Regions from separate parts of the Homo sapiens genome. Here region 2 is linked to region 1. The links are chromatin loops, found by intact Hi-C in ENCODE. Cell type or tissue: PC-3. All regions are shown on one strand. Each heading gives the region's core, and the rest is flanking DNA. Links, peaks and the distances in the headings are about the cores only.

The links. Hi-C counts contacts between places; a loop is a spot of excess contacts. Peaks named below come from ENCODE experiments on the same cell type or tissue, not always from the same donor. Only the 100,000 strongest peaks of a DNase experiment are listed, where the experiment ranks them.
Region 2: a loop joins it to region 1, with 3 times the contacts of the local background. A loop is called at or near these places in 13 of 110 quality-filtered maps.

The regions. Positions count from the first base shown.
Region 1 is chr5:72,100,825-72,103,744 of GRCh38, forward strand. It overlaps LOC105379028 (a long non-coding RNA gene), which reads right to left. Exons shown (of 3, transcript XR_007058813.1): 3 at 1-2,810. Among named protein-coding and RNA genes, the nearest start is that of MAP1B, 5.2 kb to the right of the region's middle. In PC-3, for the core only: no CTCF peak of the experiment used is centred there; a DNase peak (open chromatin) is centred at 1,207; H3K27ac peaks cover 864 bases.
Region 2 is chr5:71,937,394-71,940,313 of GRCh38, forward strand. No RefSeq gene overlaps it. Among named protein-coding and RNA genes, the nearest start is that of MAP1B, 170 kb to the right of the region's middle. In PC-3, for the core only: no CTCF peak of the experiment used is centred there; a DNase peak (open chromatin) is centred at 1,698; H3K4me3 peaks cover 548 bases; H3K27ac peaks cover 953 bases.

The sequences.
Region 1 (2,920 bases), core at 195-2,694:
CTTTAAATTCAATAGCATCAGTGAAGGTACCATATAGGGGAGGTCATAGACTTTGAAATATGACATAGCAGAGTTCTTTTCACAAGTTTTCAACTTACTATCTTTGTGATTTGGAGGAATTGTCTAACTTTTCTCCATGTCAGTTTTTCATCTGTCAAACAGCAATAATAATAACTAATGGCAAAAAAGAAATCACAATGACATTAGAAAATGTTATGAAATGAATGATAATGACAATAAAGACACAACACATCAAAATGTGTACAGGGCAGCTAAAGCAGGAGTTAGAAATATTTAGCCTTAAATGTATTTATCAGAAAAGAAGGAAAACTGACAATTAATTACTTAAGCTTCTCAAGCAGCTACAATAGGAAGTAAGATAAAACCCAAAGAAATTAGGAGCAAAACAGCATGGATAAAAACAGCTTCAATGAAAATATATATACACATACATAAAATAGAAAACTATCAATAATGTCAAATGTAGGTTTTTGTAAAGATTAACAAAATTGATAAACCCCTAGCTGGACTGATCAAGAAAAAAACAAAGAAAATACAAATTATCGAGATCAGAAATGAGAAAGAGACATCAATACAGACTTTAAGCCATCAAAAATATAAATAATACCAGTGGGAATTCACTGAAGTACTTTAAGCACCTAGCACACTACCATGGCTCATAGAAGCCATTCATTTAGTCATTGAATATGCTTTGACTGAGCATATGCCCTATGCTGAGCAAGAGGAATGCTAAGGTATATGGGTGGCTGGGTGGGTGTGAAAAGGGTGTGTGGGGGTGGGGATAGACATGTTCTTTGCTCCTGTGGAGCATAGAGTTCAACTAGTCTTTTCTTTATAAATTACCCAGTCTGTGGTAATCTGTTACAGCAACAGAAAATGGACAAAAGTAGTGCTCTCATCAGGAGGAAAAGCAAGGGAAAGCCTGTGTTGGAGGGAAGGATGGTTTGGCACAAAGTCATTGTGGCTGATGCTGGAAAGTAAGGGCAAGTGGAGGGGCCAGATGAAGCTGCTGAGATAAATGGGGACCAGCTTGTAGGTGACACTGAGAAGTCTGGTCTTTATTCTAAAATGGGGAGCCATTTGTGTTTTAAGTGGAGATGGGGCAACAAAACCAGATCAGAAAAGATCATTCTCCATATTGTGTGAAGCATGGATTGGGTGAGTCATTGTGGATATACAGATGCCAGTAAGGTGACTATTGAGGTTGCATGGGAAAAAAAAATAGCTAGACCTACTGTTTACAATATAAATTAAACTGGAAATAGCTCAAATGTTCACCAACAATGGACTGGTTGAGTAAATTATAGTAAATAAACATAATGGGTTACTATGCAGCTATAAATAAAAATGAGGAATATTAACATATATTATTGTAGCGTTATAGCCGGGATATAGTGTTTGATGAAATAAGCAAAGTGGAGAAAATTGTATGTATATGCTGCTACTTGCATTTTTAAAGTGAAAGGCTAAATCAAGGTAAAAAATTGTTACTCACAGGAAGAGACAGGGAGAAAGCTGGAGGGGACAGGGATAGAGGCTAAAGTTCTCCAAATACAAATTGTTTTGTAGATTTCACCTTGGAACCATGTAAATATTTTACATTACTATAAAGCAAAATTAAATTGTAAAAATCAATTCATAAAAACTGAAAACAAAATGAAACAAATGAACATAACTATGCACTGAGTTAGTGGCACGATCATATATAACAGAATTAATTACACTTTAAAACTATATAGCTTAGGCTGGGCACGGTGGCTCACACCTATAATCCCAGCACTTTGGTAGGCTGAGGCGGGCAGATCATCTGAGGTCAGGAGTTTGAGACCAGCCTGGCCAACATGGCGAAACCCCATCTCTACTAAAGGTACAAAAATTAGCCAGGCATGGTGGTGGGTGCCTGTAATCCCAGCTACTGAGAAGGCTGAGGCAGGAGAATCGCTTGAACCTGGGAGGCAGAGGTTGCAGTGAGCCGAGATGGCGCCACTGCACTCCAGCCTGGGCAACAAGAGTGAGAATCGGTCTCAAAAAAAAAAAAAAAAAAAAAACAAAAACAAAAAAAACAACCAACCAACCAAACAAACAAACAAACAAAAAAACTATATACCTTAAAATGTTTTTAGTAATCACATTGTTGGCAAAAGTGTTGCATTCGTATCTAAAACTACCATGAGGGTAATTTGTATATATTGTGGAACAAGAAAAATGAGAAACTATCTGCTGTTCTAATTCTGTCACCTTGGAGTCTTTGAAAACTGGAATTCTAGGCATAGGACAAAGGAAATACAGATGCAAGATAAAACGTTAGGCAAAATCCCTGTAGTCCCGATTCTGAGTTAGAGGTATAAGTATGAACTCATACTTGAAAAACAATTTATTTCATATTTCTGTCCACTGAAAATATCTAGAAACAATGATCAAAATAGTAGTAGCACCTGGTATACAGGGGTCTCCAAATACCATTACCCACGTAAGGAACTTGGATTCCATAGAGAAACGGCTCATTCCAGGTTCTGAGGCCAGATATGTGCAAGGTAAGCTAGGGATACCTTACCATACTACTGGCCAAAGATGAAAAAATGAAAGCATCAATATGAATAATGTAAGTTATATTTGTAATGATACAAAAAATTAGTCACCTTTAGAGAATGATTTGGAATAAATTAATTATTTTGAAAATCAGTAAATAAAGAGAAAAAATCATTTGTTTATCCTTCTTTTCCTGTACATACCGTACCTCAGGGTAATCAACTGACAGGATAACGCTTCTCCTAACAGAAGTCTTCTAGCTGTCAAATAAATAATAACAAAATTAGAATATTATCATTTTTTCAATCCATAGTGAAATAATGGATCTAGGTAATGATCATCAATAGCTGCTAAAATCACAGAATGAGGG
Region 2 (2,920 bases), core at 187-2,686, 160 kb before region 1:
TATCAAAGAATTTGTTATATATTACAGCCACTAGAGTAATTAGTAAATTTTGAAAGAAATACTTTGAAGCTGTTTCCCTCTTAAAATTTCACCCACTTATTTGATCATTTATCTAGGGTTCCTGCCAGCAGCAGTTATTACTGAGGTGTTTTAATGATGATTTTCTATTTCATTCATTGCTTCTACGTTTACTTGTTGGAATTCTTCTGTAGAAAGATTTGTCCCTTGTCTCCCATTTATTTATTTATGTAATCATTTATATCAGAATAGACTCCCAGATATTTATTCTTTAGGGTTATAATCTAATATTATCACTATTTAGTTATGAAGCACAAATTGTTGTGTCTTTGGCTAGTGAGAGCTTCTTCAGTCTGGCTCCTTTATTCTTCTGCCATGCCTCCATCCGTTTTTCCTCCACCCTAGAACCGGCCATTGCTCCAAACAGCCTTGGGTCCTTTTATCAGAGAAAGATATTTAGAAACCAAAAATGGCCATTGGGCTTATGATATTTAGAAACCAAGAATGGTCCACCGGGCATGCTTGTGGCTATGAGACTGTCACTGTGTCCAGGCCCTCTCAGCGGGCAGAGCTAGGAGATACATATATGTATGCTAATCGATGTGTGGCCATAGCATTTGGCTCAGATCTTGCCTATAAGAGACATCCTGCAAGATGCCACCATCTATCTTGTTCTGTGGTTTTTTGTGGCCACAGCTTACATTCTCTACCACCCCGCAAGCTCTTGGAGAGCAGAGTTCATGCCTGAGGCACTGTTATACCCATGCTGGTGCCTAGCACATATGGAGAACTCAGTGTGAGTTCACAGATTGCATAAATGAGTTTTGGGGAATCACAGGCCTCATGATCGTCTTTTTCTTTCTTTCCTTTTATTTTCTGGTGGTAAGAGCCACAGGTGTTCATTTGAGGGAGATATTTAAAGTTATTAAAATAAAAAAGTTTTGCCATTTAAAGGGTGATCTCGCTCATGTAGAACAACTCAGTCCTTCACAATGCTGGAAGCATGAAGAGTTCCTGCATTGTTACCGAAACAGCTGCTGTTTGGGGAAATTTGATTGGCTGCTTGGCCGGGGACAAGCTGTGCTTCTGTTTGAAGTCCCCATATTTAGCTCTCCCACAGATGCCCAAGGCTAGAGCTTCATCTACCCTGCCCCCAGCCAGCCTGGCCCCACTGCCTTAGGTCCCTGATTGACCAGCCACTCTCAAACGTACGGAATAAATATTTTGTACTTTCACCAGGCCACTCGTTTTGTGCTCCTGAAAGCCAAGGACTGTGATTATAATTTCATAGCTCAGGAAGCCTCTGTACCTGTCAGGTTGGTTTCTTATTTGCAAGCCTAACTGTTTTTAGCTTCCAGTTTTCTCTAGGGCCTTCTAGGTGGGAATCTACTCCATCCCTGTTTCTAGTTGTGATGTCCCTGCTTCCTCTCTTGCCACCGGCATCCCCACCTGCTCTCTCCTCATCTTGTTTGCTATCATCAGGCAGGCTGTCCATAAGCAGGTGCTCAGCCAGTGCCCCGGGATGAGTGTGCATGTGGGCTTGGCTTGCAGGGGAAAGGTGTGGCTGGGGCTGCCAGGGCCCATGTTGAGAGCTGTGAGAAGGGTGGCCAGCCCAGACAGAGGCGTTCCCCTCCTGCTGGACTTACTTCCTGCCTGGCTAAGAGGCAAAGCAGCATGCAGTTCCAAAGCCCCTGGGTTGGGCGCCAGAGCCTGCAGGTTCAGAGTCAGCTAATGTTTGATCTTCTTGAACCTGACTCAGCAGCCGCCGGAGAGCCACCGGGCAGGCAGAGTGGCTCCTTGCAAGTATCACGGAATCACATGGGTTGCTGTGAGCCACTGCCTGGTATTTGCTGTGGCTATTTGCTATAGGGATGTCTGTGAGTAGCCAGGGTGTCTCTCCCCACACCCCATATACTCGTAACAAAGATCTCAGGGGTGGAATATGATTGAAGGAAAGTGAATTTTCTGGGGAGGCAGAAGGGGAATTCAGAGTAAGAACAGGCCTGGGAGATAGAGGTCAGACTCAGTGAGGAGAGGGGAGGAGTCATGAGCATCTTCCCAGGACCTCCAGATCAGCAGGAGCTGAGAGGCATGCCTAGATCAGCAGTGACACGGCATCTTTGTTGCTCATCTTCACTCTCTCTCTCTGCCTCTCATTTCCCTCCCACTCAGAGGACTGCAATACAGAGTGACAGAGAGCAGCACCCTATTCGTGCCCTGCATGTCACTAAAGGAAACAGAAGGATTCCTTCGACTACCACCTGCCTCTGGCACACAGCTGAAGTGTCCCTGGGAGCTGTGGGACAGCTGGCCCTCCTGCTGTCCCCACCCCAGGCAATCTCTGAGGAGCTCTGCAAAGGACTGGCTTGCATTTGCTTCTTGCACACTCCAGTCCTCCTCATCCTCCAGGCCCTACCCATCTGTTCTATCTGAGCTGATGGGAGACTAGAAGGCAGAGACAGCCTTTGGGATAGTTGTGTTGCCCCAGGGGCAGTGCCACTGCTATGTGAGCACTTAACTCACTTTAAATGGCTCCAGCCTGCGCTTCCTCTCCTCTGACTGGAGAGACGATTCCACAGTATTAATTTCCTATGCATAACGTTCTCCCTGGGCCAGGCTTTCAGGCTGTTATCCTGAGAATACAGACAAGCAGCGTCAGAACTCCACCCAGACTTAGCAAATTCTTCAATGCCAGCAGATGATTTTCTAAGGCAACTTAACTTGAGAGAGTTCCAAGACAGAGTTTACCAGAAACCATTGGGAAAATGCCTGATTGCCCTGGTGGCAGCCTGGGTGACCCTGGATTCGGGGAAAAGAGAAGATGGTAATACCTCAAAGAGCATTTAAATGAAACTTCTTGAAAAGAAAAATGTATTCTTTTTTTTTGGTAAATACTTTTCAA